Regions from separate parts of the Homo sapiens genome. Here regions 1 and 2 are each linked to region 3. A link is a contact called in ENCODE Hi-C or POLR2A ChIA-PET data. All regions are on one chromosome and are shown on one strand. Each heading gives the region's core, a stretch centred on a gene start or an enhancer-like site at or near the end of the contact. The rest is flanking DNA. Distances are from core to core; before and after follow the strand shown. Region 1 has its middle 130 kb from the start of TFCP2L1. Region 2 has its middle 110 kb from the start of TFCP2L1. Region 3 has its middle 74 kb from the start of TFCP2L1.

Region 1 (4,092 bases), core at 1,282-3,781, 60 kb after region 3:
AGGAATTTAAAGAAATTAAGTGAGATGATGCTTAAAAAGAAAGCTCTATGTGGCCATACTGAAGTCGTTTGCAGGTCGGGGCTCCTCAGTGTTCCATAACCATGAGAAGGGGGATGATTCTGCCCCTCAGATTCCCCCTGCTTCCTAGGCCACCCTGCACTGAGGCTTCACAAGGCTGAGGGTGAGCTTTCTGATGTGTTTTGTTCATTCATTCGGCAAGTGTTTGTTGAACACCTACTATGTGCCACACACCCTTCTGAGCACAGGGGCTACTGCAGAGAACAAAGCAGACAAAAGTCCTGCCCTCATGGGTGTCCCGTTCTAGGAAGGATGGCAAGGGATAAAGATGATGAATGAATGAGATATGGCTGTATGTGAGTTTAATGTGATCCAAGGGGATGAAGCAGAGGAAGGCCCAGAGAGGGTGGAGGAGAGGCGGCTGTTTAGCCAGGGCGGCCGGGGAATCAGACGGTGTCACCCGCCCAGGCCCCTCCAGAGCTGCCCACTGGCCCCAGAAGGAAGCCCAAGCTCCTCTCCCTGGAACACAGGCCTTGGTTGCCCCCACTTCACACAGCAGAGGTGCTTCTCTGTCCCCTCTCTAGGTTCACATAAGCTGTCCCTATGGTAAGAAGGCCCCACCCTCTCCTCTCCACATGGCGTTTTCAACCTGATTCTTCAAAAGTCAGCTCAAGGTCCACTCCCTCCAGGACCCCCTCACTGACCTCCTCCAATGCCACCTGTGTCAACACCGTCCCTTTGCCCTCATGCCCCTGTGCCTTTGAGTGGACAATAACCGGACAGTCCAACGACCCCAGAGCTGATCTTCACAAGGAATTGGCCCAGTCTTTCTGGTGAGGGGCCCTTGGCGATCACCTCCCTGTGAGCATTCACTATGCTCAGAGAGGGCAGCGAGTTACCCAGAGCTACAGAGCAGGGCCCTGACTCCCAGGCAGTGTGCTGCTTATCGATAGCACTGCCAGTCTCACCTGGGACCCCTGACTCCATTGCCAGGGTAGGGACAATACCTGGGCAGCTGTCCCCATAGAGATGAAGAGGAGATGGGGCTTTTTTTTAATGTTCATTTTTTGTAGAGCTGGGGTCTCACTATGCTGCCCATGCTGGACTCAAACTCCTGGGCTCAAGTGATCCTCCCAACTCAGCCTCCCTAAGTGCTGGGATCACAGGTGTAAGCCAACGCACCAGGCCAAGATGGGACTTTAGGATTGCCCCACAGCCCTGCTTCCCCCAGAAAACCTCCATGAGGACCACGCCAGAGACATCCATTCCCTCCTGTCCCATCTCCAGGACACCTCCTGAGACCACTCCAGAACTCACCACTTATGCCCAGGCCTGGGGCCGCGAGGGACACAGAGTCATCAAGACATGGCCCCAGCCTCCAGGAGTGTGTGGTCTAGTGGGAGACAAAGACCCCAAACGCACCAGCAGCACAAGGGTGGTGGGAGCACAGAGGAGGCCTAAACAGCAGGAACAGTGACGTGCACCTGGAAGGAGGGCGGCAGGTGGAGAGGTGGGGGCAGCTGCTATCCCTGAGCAGAGGCAGAGTATCCACAGCATCAGACTACGTGAGCTCTGTGACTTCAGGCAAGTGCCCTATCTCTCTCTGCCTCAGAGTTCTCATCCGTAAAATGGGAAAGATCACATCTACTTCATAGGATTGCTGTGATTACTAAATGAGTTTCTTTTGTTGTTGTTGTTTTTCCGTTTTGAGATGGAGTCTCGTTCTGTTGCCCAGGCTGGAGTGCAATGGTGAGATTTCAGCTCACTGCAAGCTCCACCTCCTGGGTTCAAGCTATTCTCATGTCTCAGCCTCCCAAGTAGCTGGGATTACAGGCGCCTGCCACCACGCCCAACTAATTTTTGTATTTTTATTAAAGACGGGATTTCACCATCTTGGCCAGGCTGGTCTCAAACTCCTGACCTGAGGTGATCCACCCACCTCGGCCTCCCAAAGTGTTGGGATTACAGGCGTGAGCCACTGCACCCGGCTACTAAATGAGTTTCTAAAGGTCACACACGTAGAGCAGCCCTGGCCTGTGCTAAGTACCCCCCAAACTTTAGCTCTCATCACAGACACTTAGTATATACATGATTGTGCATGCATTTCAGCCGCATTTCTGCTCTTGATGCCTCTCTGAGTCTCGGGGACAGCTGTCAGGGGGGCAAATTCTGTTACAAAGGTGCACGAAAAGAGCATAGAGGGCTTAGCCGCGTACTGGGCTAATAATAGGTGCTTAATAAAGGTTTAAGTAGTGAGAACTAAGGGCTGCTGTGAGGCTGAGCTGGGGACAGAGTGTTTGTGGTGTTTTCTGGTACCCCGTTAGGGTCCTGGACTGCTCTGAGGATTGGCAATGTAGTTTTAAGATGTTACTCAATCGCAAATGTGTTTAGAGCAAGGAATGAGTTTTAGAAACCTTCGCACTCCCTGGGGCTCTCAGCACACCTTGCAGGGTGTGGCCTTCAAGAAACAGACTCAGAGACTGGTCTGGCAAGGTGCTCCCCCACACACCCGGGGCTTGCTGGGTGAGGCCAGGCCTTATTGCTTTCTGGGTTGCCAGCACCTCACCAGGAGCACACAGAAGGTGCTCAATGAGCATGCGTGCATTTCTTACCAAATCATTTTGTTTGCTTCAAAGTGTATATTTCTTTAATTTCTTTCTTTCTTTCTTTCTTTTTTTTTTTTTTTTGGTACCTAGATGAGCTGAAATTTTTCTTTTTTCTTTATTTTTGTTTTTGTGATGGGGTCTCACTCTGTCACCAGGCTGGAGTGCAGTGGCACGATCTCAGTTCACTGCAACCTCCGCCCTCCCAGGCTCCATTAATTCTCGTGCCTCGGCCTCCCAAGTAGCTGCGACCACAGGCATGCTCTACTGCATCTGGCTAATTTGTTTTGTATATTTTTTAGAGATGGGATTTCACCATGTTTTCCAGGCTGGTCTGAAAATCCTGAGCTCAAGCGATCACCCGCCCTGGCCTCCCAAAGTGCTGGGATTATAGGCGTGAGCCACTGCACCCGGCTGAGCTGAAAATTGTTAATGCTCCTTTACTTCATTTTTTTTCCAGAACATCAAAGTACTATGTTTGGTTTGATAATTAGAAAAATACAGAGAAGTGTGAAAGAGTCACATATACCAAAATGTTATTTTCTAACCTAATTCCTGCTTTCATGTTAATGTACGATATATATTTTATGTGCATGTCATATGTATATGTGTGTATATATATATGTGCGTGTGTATATATAATGTGTGTACACATTAAGAATTACAACTAATGCCTGGTGTTGATTGAGTCCGTCCTCTGCCAGGTACTGTGCTTAGTTGCCCCTGGCATTACCCCCTCTGACTTAGGCAAACTAGCTCTGGGGACAGCCCTTACCCCCGTCATATCCTGCCTCTCTAACAAAGTAAGGCATTAGGTGTGGGGGCCACAGGAACATGCATTCTGGAGACGTGAGAAGGGTGAGGTCACCTGAGCTAGAACAATCAAGGAAGGCTTCCTGGAGGAGTTGGGACTGAGCCTGACGTGGAAGGATGGGACAAATTGGAAAGTAGCCCCAGCCGTGGTACAGTGTGACAGGGGCCTGAAGGTGCAGATCCACACTTGGATACTTCTGAGCTCTGGTATCACATTCCCTGATGAGGGAGGGTGGTGCAGAGGGGTTCTGGGTGGTTAAAGCCCAGAGGCTGAATCAGGTGAACCTGTGCTGAAATCCTGGCCACTGAGAACTGGCTGCGGGAAGATGTGCAGGTCGCTTTTCCTTCCAGAGTATGTAGGGTCCTCTTCTGTACAGTGGGCAAGCCATGGCTCCTGCTTCACAGGGATGGCATGAGGGCTCAAAGGCAGCATGTGTGCCCTGACTCGAGCACAGTCCAGTCCAGCACAGGGTCAGTGCGCCATGAAAGCACACAGGGAAAGGTTGGTGGGACATAGATGGAGCTGCTTACAGAGGTACCAGGCTGGGAGGTGAGGCAGCCGTGGCTGTAACAGTGGTTACTGCAGCTTTCTCTCCAAGGCTTGTGAACACCTACTTCCCTGAAGATCACTGGAAATCCAGCATCACTTCAGGAGGTC
Region 2 (3,836 bases), core at 1,299-3,798, 37 kb after region 3:
CACACAAAGCCTGTTTGGTGGTCTCTTCACATGGACACGCGTGACAATGACCATCACCTTCGAATATTTGATAATGAGAAAAGCAAATAGCCTTGCCTGTGTGGCTCCAAAGAGTAGAGCCTCAACCATGGGTGGACACCACTGGGGGACACATATTCATTTTACTTGAAGAAGAAACTTTTCCTCCACTTAGAGGCTGTACATATGCTTGATGGGTACACCCTAAGGATGACACAACAGCAGTGGGGTTAGACTAATCACCTCTAAAGTCTCTGCAGCTCTAAGACAAGCTTTGGACTTTCCCCACCTTGGAGCCAGTAATGTTATTAAGCTTGAAAGAGATGCCTAGCATTGTACTAGGTGGTGTTGAGGCTTAAAGTTGGTTGTGGGATTATAGAAAACTAAATGACAGACTTCACTTTCTTTCCTTTTCTTTTCTTTCTTTTTTTTTTTGAGATGGAGTCTGGCTCTGTTGCTCAGGCTGGAGTGTAGTGGCATGATCTTGGCTCAGTATAACCTCTGCCTCCTGGATTCCAGAGATTATCCTGCCTCAGCCTCTCAAGTAGCTGTGACTACAGGCGAGTGCTACCATACCTGGCTAATTTTTGTATTTTTTAGTAGAGATGGGGTTTCACCACATTGGCCAGGCTGGTCTCGAACTCCTGACCTCAGGTGATCCACCCACCTCGGCCTCCCAAAGTGCTGGGATTACAGGCGTGAGCCATTGCTCCCAGCCACTTTCTTTTTTTTTCCTTTTCCTTCTTCTGAGGCAAGAGTGACAACTTTACTCTCAAGTAAGTCATGATTTACTTTATAAGATTTCACTGATGTATCCATGAAATAATAAGCAAATAAGAGTTAATAGCTATATTTTCTGAGTGCTGCTAGATGCTGTCTGTCTATATTATCTCGTGTAATCCTTGCAGCAACCCTGGGAAGTAGGTGCTGTTATTATTTCCACTTGATAGATGAGGCTTCAAGAGGTGAAGCAAGTTGTGCAAGGCTGTACAGCTATTAAGTAGCCAAACTGGGATTCAAACACAGCTTTGTCTCTAAATGTGTGCTCTTAAACATCTCAGTAGGAAAAATGTGAGATTTTTGGAAAAGCTGGTACCATAGGAGTCTAAGGGTATTCCAGAGGGAAGGCAAAGGATGAACACAAATTGAAGGCTTTGGACATGCCAGGTACCATACAATTTCATCCTCAGAAAACAGTAAGAAGCACATGTTGTTAGCCTGAAAGATCGGACAGGACCCAGTCAGGAGACAGAAAACACACCCATTATTTTTACAAAGAGCATTAATATAAATAGCATTAGCCAGGCATAAAGTTGGTAATTAGGTAACTGAAAAGGCAAAAAGAAAACTGAGTTGTTGGCCGGGCGCAGTGGCTCGAGCCTGTAATCCCAGCACTCCGGGAGGCCGAGGCGGGCGGATCACCTGAGGTCAGGAGTTCGAGACCAGCCTGGCCAATGTGGTGAAACCCTGTCTCTACTAAAAATACAAAAATTAGCCGGGTGTGGTGGCACATGCCTGTAATCCCAGCTGCTCAGGAGGCTGAGGCAGGAGAATCACTTGTACCCGGGAGGCGGAGGTTGCAGTGAGCCAAGGTCGCGCCATCGCACTCCAGCCTGGGGCGACAAGAGCGAGACTTCATCTCAAAAAAAGAAAGAAAAAAAAAAGAAAGGAAAAGAAAACTGAGTTGTTGTGGAGGTAATAACTGCTAGAAGCAGCTCCCACCCCCCAAGGCTGGGGGACTAGGGAAGAGATTAGAACTGTTAGAATTTAAGAGCTTGGAGGAGAAGCCCCCTTCGAGCCAAAACTCAGACCTCTGGGGGTAGGAGAAGGAGACTCTCCTGCTCCGCTGCTCTGGGGCTGGTGTCTCTGAGATGCAGCACCATGAGGCTGGTTCTGTGAAGGTTGGGAAACTGCAGACTAGATTCAGCTGCTGCTACGGGAGGGACCTGCTGCTGCCGAGGGGAAGGAGTGTGGCTGGAGCTACAATCACCTGAGCTGAAAGGAGACTGGCAGGACCAAACCCCGTCTTCCAGGCCCAGCACTGAGCTTCCCGTTAGCATCCCCTATTGGCTAAGACTACTATAGAGCCCGCTGGCAATGTAGGAACGTGGTTCGCAACATGGTTTTGGCATCAAAGAGACGGAGTCTCAGAGAGCTGAAGACATTTGCCTCAAGTTTCACACTCGCCACTCCACCACCCAGCCTTGTATAAGTGCTGTCTGCTTTTATGACCTCTTTGCTCATTTCTGGGGCTGCACTGGGGCCAACTTAGCCTCCTTCTGTCACTTCCCTGCCCTTGGTAGGAGCTCTTGCCTCAATGGGCAGCACAGCCTGACACTGGCAGACCCGGAGGCCGGGCAGGCTCCCCGGAGCCCTGAGAGTGCCCTCTTTGTGTTCCCCCGGCCCTGGAATCTCTCCTGACACATTCCCTGGCTGGGCCTCACCCCCTGTTCTGGCAGGCCCAGTCTGGCGGTGGTAACTGCCAAGCATCTGCTCAGCCTGCCTTGATGCTGGGAACAAAGAGACCAGCTTAGCCCAAGCCATTACCTGCCTCTCAGAGGCCTCAGGCACCGTGGCCGGGGCCAAGCCCCTGTGTCGGCTTCCCAGAAAGCGGGTCGGGTGGGGGTTAGGGCATGTCTGTCTCACGTGCTGAAGGAAGGAATACTTGTGCCAAGGGACAGGAGACCATTTTTGGGGTGGTGGGCTTATAGTGGGTGAGTCAGGGGAGCTCACCGCTGCTCATCCATCTTGTGTAGCCACCCCCGAAAATATTTACTGAGTGCATAGTATGTGTCAGACATGGTGCTTGTGGTGGAAATACAGTGCTTATAAAGGGAACAACTTTGCCACACTTAGTGAACTTAGGGTCAAGTGCAAGATACAGCCCATAGCTGAGTAAGAAAATGGGACAGGCATGGAGTTCATATCCTCAATCCCAGATTCGTAAAAAATAGAGCTTCAGGTTGGCCGGGCGTGGTGGCTCATGCCTGTAATCCCAACACTTTGGGAGGCCGAGGTGGGTGAATCACCTGAGGTCAGGAGTTCGTGACCAGCCTGGCCAACATGGCGAAACCTCATCTCTACTAAAAATACAAATATTAGCCGGGCATGGTGGTGCATGCCTGTAATCCCAGCTATTCAGGAGGCTGAGGTGGGAGAATCGCTTAAACCCGGGAGGCGGAGGTTGCAGTGAGCCGAGTTTGCGCCACTGCACTCCAGCCTGGGTGACAGAGCGAGACTCTGTCTCAAAAAAAAAAAAAGAACTTGAATTTTCTATAATTCACATTGATTTCTACTTTGAGACTCAATTCACTGGGAGACGAAAGGCGTAATGGATCACAGTTAGTTTAGGATAATTGTCTTTTTCTAGGGCTGTGTTTAGGTTCTAGGAGGCTTATGTAGCAACGTGGAATCTGAGGCATTAAATGAAGCAAAAAGTCTCTTGAGCCCTTTGATTCGTATCCTGTCGGCCTGGTTCCTCCGTGCACACATGTAATGTGCATGCATGCACACTTGCATACACAATCACAGTCATCCTCATTTCCCACTCAGCAGCCACCTCTATCTCCCTGCTCCCCTTTCGTGTCCCTCCCTTCACTAGCAGACGATTGGCTGAGTGGACCCAGTACATCAACACAAGTTCAGGATACATTCTGCAAAGGAAGACACAGCAAACAGACATCAGATAAGAGGCAGTCACACGGCAGACGTAGAGCCAGGCACTTGACATGCTTTTCTTCAGTCCTTACCATGACCCATTAAAGTAGATATGTTGTTATCCCCATTTTACAGATGAAAAAAACAGGTTCAGTGAGGTT
Region 3 (4,235 bases), core at 304-2,803:
CAGGGCCCAAGAGTTCCCCTGTACCACCGTCTTTCCTTCTGGTATGGCTGCTGGCTGCCCCATCCGCCTGCACAGCCTCTGCCCCAACAGAGAAACTAGAGGTGAGCTAGGACACAAGAGTGGGATGGTGTGAACTCGGCAGCACCTCGCAGCAGCCGAGGCCCAGAGCAGCATGGGCCCACAGCAAAGGCTTCTTCCTTTCCATTCAAACTGCGAGAGCTCGGCAGGCCCCAGCGCAGGTGCGGCTCGGGTCGCTGTCCTCGGCCTCCCGGTGGGCAGGAGCCGGCAGCCGCCCTGCAACGTGGTCTATTTCCAGCAAACCACCCCCCTCCCCCCCAGCCATGATGCGGGCGTGAGGCTTTCCGGCTATTTCCCAGGATGTCTCTTCAGGCAGCGGGGTGCAGCACTGTGGTTCTGAAACTGGAGGGCTTGTTCTAAAGATGGCTGGGCCCTCGGCTCGGTGGGTCTGATCGGGGGCCTGGGAATTTGTATTTCTAAGAAGTCCCCAGGTGATGCTAACACCGTTTGTCCAGGGACCACACTTCGGGAGCCCCTGATGTAGCGGAGAACTGCCTAGCTTCTCATTCAGCCTCCGGCTGTGTGACCTTGCCCAAGGTCGCCTAACTTTTCTGTTTTGCTTGCCTCATCCGTAAAATTAGTCCACGAGGACTAATACTCGTGCCTGCCTCGCAGGACGATTATAACGAGTAAATGAGCTGAATTTACTTCAAGAGCTTGGAATGGCCCCGGCACATATTAAAGCGGTGAGAGGCAGGAGGCTTTTATTCATGGCTTGTAGTGGCTGGGTGGTGTCCCAGTGCATCGGAATCTTCAGGAGGGCCGGAAAGCCACCTGCACTGCACTGCGGGGGTTCCCCGCCCGCAGTCTCCCATTCAGTGGTGGGGTGCGGGTCTGAGAATGTGCATTCCTAACAGGTTCCCCCGGGGGCTGTTGCTGCTGGCCTGGAGGCACCTGCCCTCTCTTTCTGGGGAGGAACCTCCAAGAGGGATAGTGACTCACTCGGGTGGGGTGGGACAGAGGGGGACTAGAGAATGTTAGGGTCCAATGACACAAAGGTGACCCAGAGCCTGACAGCTGGCTGGTAGCTATGGGATCCTCTGCGCCTCCCTGTAGGGGAAGATGATTTGAGTAGTGAAACCTGTTGATGACCCTCCCACCCCCCAACAGACACACACACACACATGCACACAGACACACACACACACACGGAACCAGAGGGGCCTCCCGGGTACAGGTGTGGATGCCACTGGCTCTCGACCCCACTCTCTGCCCTGGGTCAGGTGAGTAGCCACACTCAGCGCTTCTGCTTCTGGAAGTCCTGGGCTGTGGCGGCTCCCACATCGCTGACTGGGGCTGTCCACATGGAAGACCCGTGAAAGTCACCAGTGGGAAGCAGGTGCATGCACTGTTTGGGCCTCTACCGGGTAGGCTGAAGATTCCACCTGGAGTGTGTCAGACAGGATAGGCCCTGGGAGGCTGACTCACGAGGACCAAACCCTGAGGAGCCTGAGGGAATCACTCCTGTGGGTGAGAGGAGGAAATCAGCCATATGGCTCTGGAGGATCCTGGCAGCCTGAGGACACTCTAAGGTGCAAAGCAGAATCCTCAAGGGAAGGGTGTCTGGGCAGGTTCTCCCAGCTGAGCCTCTGCTGGAACAAAGCTGGCTTTCCCCTGGTCCTCCAGCCAGGAAGCGCAGGCCCTTAGGCTTGGCTTGGACACTGTTCCTTGGACCCACCAGGGGCGGACCCAGGTCTAGACAGTCCCCTCCCGCCCCCCATTCCCAAACCCTCTGATAAACATGCTTTGGGGGAAGACTGCACGCCCTGCTTGCTCCAGCCCTGCTCAGCCCCAGGTTGCCTCGCCCAGGGAAGAATCTGGTGGCCAGGAGGCTTCCAGAGCTAGGTTGGGTTGAATATTAACCTGCCTTGATTGGGTGGAACAATATTTAAACTCAATTACAAGAGAAAGGGGTTATCTGGAGAGGGCTTATCAGGCCAGAGCAGCTATTGAAATATCTGATAAGCCCAGAGGTTGACATTGGAGTGGGGGAGGAGCTGGCCCCAAACACTAGTCCAGAGAGGAGAAAGGTGGATGAGGAAAATCGACCAACTTCCCTCCCTTCCTCCTGTCATCCCTTCTTTCTCCTCCTCTCCCTCCATTCCCTTTGTTCACATATGCTTTTTGAGTATCAGGGGCAGGCCCAGCTCTTTCCTGGCACCAACAGCTCACAGAACTTGCTGGGCCTTACTCTTCCTCTGGGCTCTTCCTCTGAGCTCCCATGGGCTCCTGTGCCTAGGCTGTAACTGTCCATCTTTCTGTCCGCCTCTCCCACTGGGAGGAGCTCCTAGAGACAGAGTTTGGTCTGCCTGATCGCTGCCACTCTGGAATCCAGCCCAGGGCCTGGCAGGGAGAAGCCTGCTAGGAGTGTTTGTTGAATGAGTAAGAGATAGCAAGAGGTGCTGGGCAAACGAGGGACTGGGACCTGAAAGCAGCGGTGAAGGGAGCCTGTGCCGGCAGGGGGCAAGCTGCTATATGGTGACGTGTCACCTTAGCACAGAGAGAATGGGGACAGAGGACAGTGAGTTCGGATGGGGCAGTAGGGATTGGGAAGAGGACAAACATGGGCACAGGGATGTGGTGTGGGCCGGCAGGAGGAGGCCTGTGAGGGGCTCCCCCAGCCAGGTATTGCCCGTGCCTTGTCTGAAGGGATCCAGGATGTACCACACTGAAGAGGGTTTTCTGGTTTATTTTTTTATTTTTTTATTTTTTTATTCCCCTTAATCTGCCTAAAAGCAGAGGCTCCCAAAAGAATTCAGCTGCCAGAAATCCTTTCCCTGGAACTTTCAAAACCAGAGAGATGGACTCCTATCACCAAATACAAGAATTCAAGAAGTCAGCACTGGCACCAAGATAAGAAATCACCAGAACAGACATAGTTGCAAAACTGTCCTAGCTGCCATCTGTTCTCCTAGGGGCCATTTATCTTTCCTAAAAGTAAAATGGTCCTTCTCTTCCCTCTTCCCCTATTAACATGGTATATAAGTCCCAAATTATAACCACCTCCTTGAGTTGCATTTTTCTTTTCTTTTCTTTTTTGAGACAGAGTCTCACTCTGTCACCCAGGCTGGAGTGCAGTGGCACCATCTCGGCTCACTGCAACCTCCATCTCAAGCAATTCTCCTGCCTCAGCCTCCCAAGTAGCTGGGATTACAGGCACCCGCCACTGCGTCCAGCTAATTTTTGTATTTTTAGTAGAGATGGGCTTTCGTCATATTGGCCAGGATGGTTGTGAACGCCTGGCCTCAGGTGATCTATCCACCTCGGCCTCTCAAAGTGCTGGGATTACAGGTGTGAGCCACCACGCCTGGCCACATTTTTCTTTTTATTTATACTTGTTTTATCCTTTTCTCCTTTTTTCTCTTTTCTTTTTTTTTATTTTTTATTTTTAACATTTCTTTCTTTTTTTTCTTTTTCCTTTATCTTCTTCTTCTTTTTCTTTTTTTTTTTTTTGAGACAGTTTCTCACTTTGTCACCCAGGCTGTAGTGCGGTGGATCATAGCTCGCTGCAGCCTTGAACTGAGTCACATTTTTCTGTGAAACTCCCTCATAGGTATGAGAATAAAAATCCATCTTTTTTCTCTAGCGAATCTATCTTTTGTCAGTTTAATTCGCAGGCCCCTAGTCACTGAACATAAGAGGACACAGGAAAAGTTTTTCCTCCCTATTATCTCATCTGCACTCACAGCACCTTTTCAGGCAGTTGTTAAAGTCTCTGCTTTGCCTGTGAGGAGACTGAGGCTCAGAGAATCTGGGCAGCTTCTTCAGGGACACACAGCTAGTCAGGGGGCAAAGTCAGGCTTCTGACCCAGGTCCGTCAGCTCCAAAGACTGTGCCACCGTCCCATGTGGCTGCGGGGAGGCTGATGCTGGGGAGCAAATGCATCCGGATAAGGTGCTGCTCCTGGCTGGGAAGGCGGATGCCAGGATATCTAGGTAGCTTGGGAGATGCCCCTCCCGGCAGTTCTTCCTGCCCATGGGGAAGCGTGCCTTTGAGACAAGCTACATACCATGCTTGTCCCCTCTCCACCTCAGCCCTGACCCAGCTGTGCCCTTGGGGCCTGTGGAAAGGGGTGAGCTAGAACCGCCTCCTCCTTCCCAGTGCTGCGCCCGCTTGCCTCTCTGGGACGGGGAGGGGTGGGATATGCGGCCAGGGGG

The links. A loop is a pair of places that touch in the nucleus more often than their neighbours do. ChIA-PET counts read pairs that join two places held with the same protein, here RNA polymerase II (POLR2A). Pooled maps may share reads with other maps.
Region 1: a loop to region 3 is called in a map of Calu3, with 2.1 times the contacts of the local background. The contact joins two enhancer-like sites. A Hi-C loop is called at or near these places in 2 of 168 maps with a recorded cell type or tissue (Calu3 and gastrocnemius medialis) and 1 of 50 pooled maps. POLR2A ChIA-PET finds 5 or more read pairs at or near these places in 4 of 52 experiments (Caco-2, K562, OCI-LY7 and 1 more).
Region 2: a map of mammary epithelial cell shows a loop between it and region 3 (2.3-fold over the local background). The contact joins two enhancer-like sites. A Hi-C loop is called at or near these places in 2 of 168 maps with a recorded cell type or tissue (Caco-2 and mammary epithelial cell) and 1 of 50 pooled maps. POLR2A ChIA-PET finds 5 or more read pairs at or near these places in 6 of 52 experiments (Caco-2, OCI-LY7, PC-9 and 3 more).

The regions. Positions count from the first base shown.
Region 1 is chr2:121,150,335-121,154,426 of GRCh38, reverse strand. No RefSeq gene overlaps it. Among named protein-coding and RNA genes, the nearest start is that of TFCP2L1, 130 kb to the left of the region's middle. Within about 2 kb of position 2,531, at least 2 of the 41 ENCODE cell types and tissues checked have a DNase peak (open chromatin) inside an H3K27ac peak, as active enhancers do.
Region 2 is chr2:121,173,708-121,177,543 of GRCh38, reverse strand. No RefSeq gene overlaps it. Among named protein-coding and RNA genes, the nearest start is that of TFCP2L1, 110 kb to the left of the region's middle. Within about 2 kb of position 2,548, at least 4 of the 41 ENCODE cell types and tissues checked have a DNase peak (open chromatin) inside an H3K27ac peak, as active enhancers do; they include mammary epithelial cell, where a contact is called at or near this core.
Region 3 is chr2:121,209,154-121,213,388 of GRCh38, reverse strand. No RefSeq gene overlaps it. Among named protein-coding and RNA genes, the nearest start is that of TFCP2L1, 74 kb to the left of the region's middle. Within about 2 kb of position 1,553, at least 6 of the 41 ENCODE cell types and tissues checked have a DNase peak (open chromatin) inside an H3K27ac peak, as active enhancers do; they include mammary epithelial cell, where a contact is called at or near this core.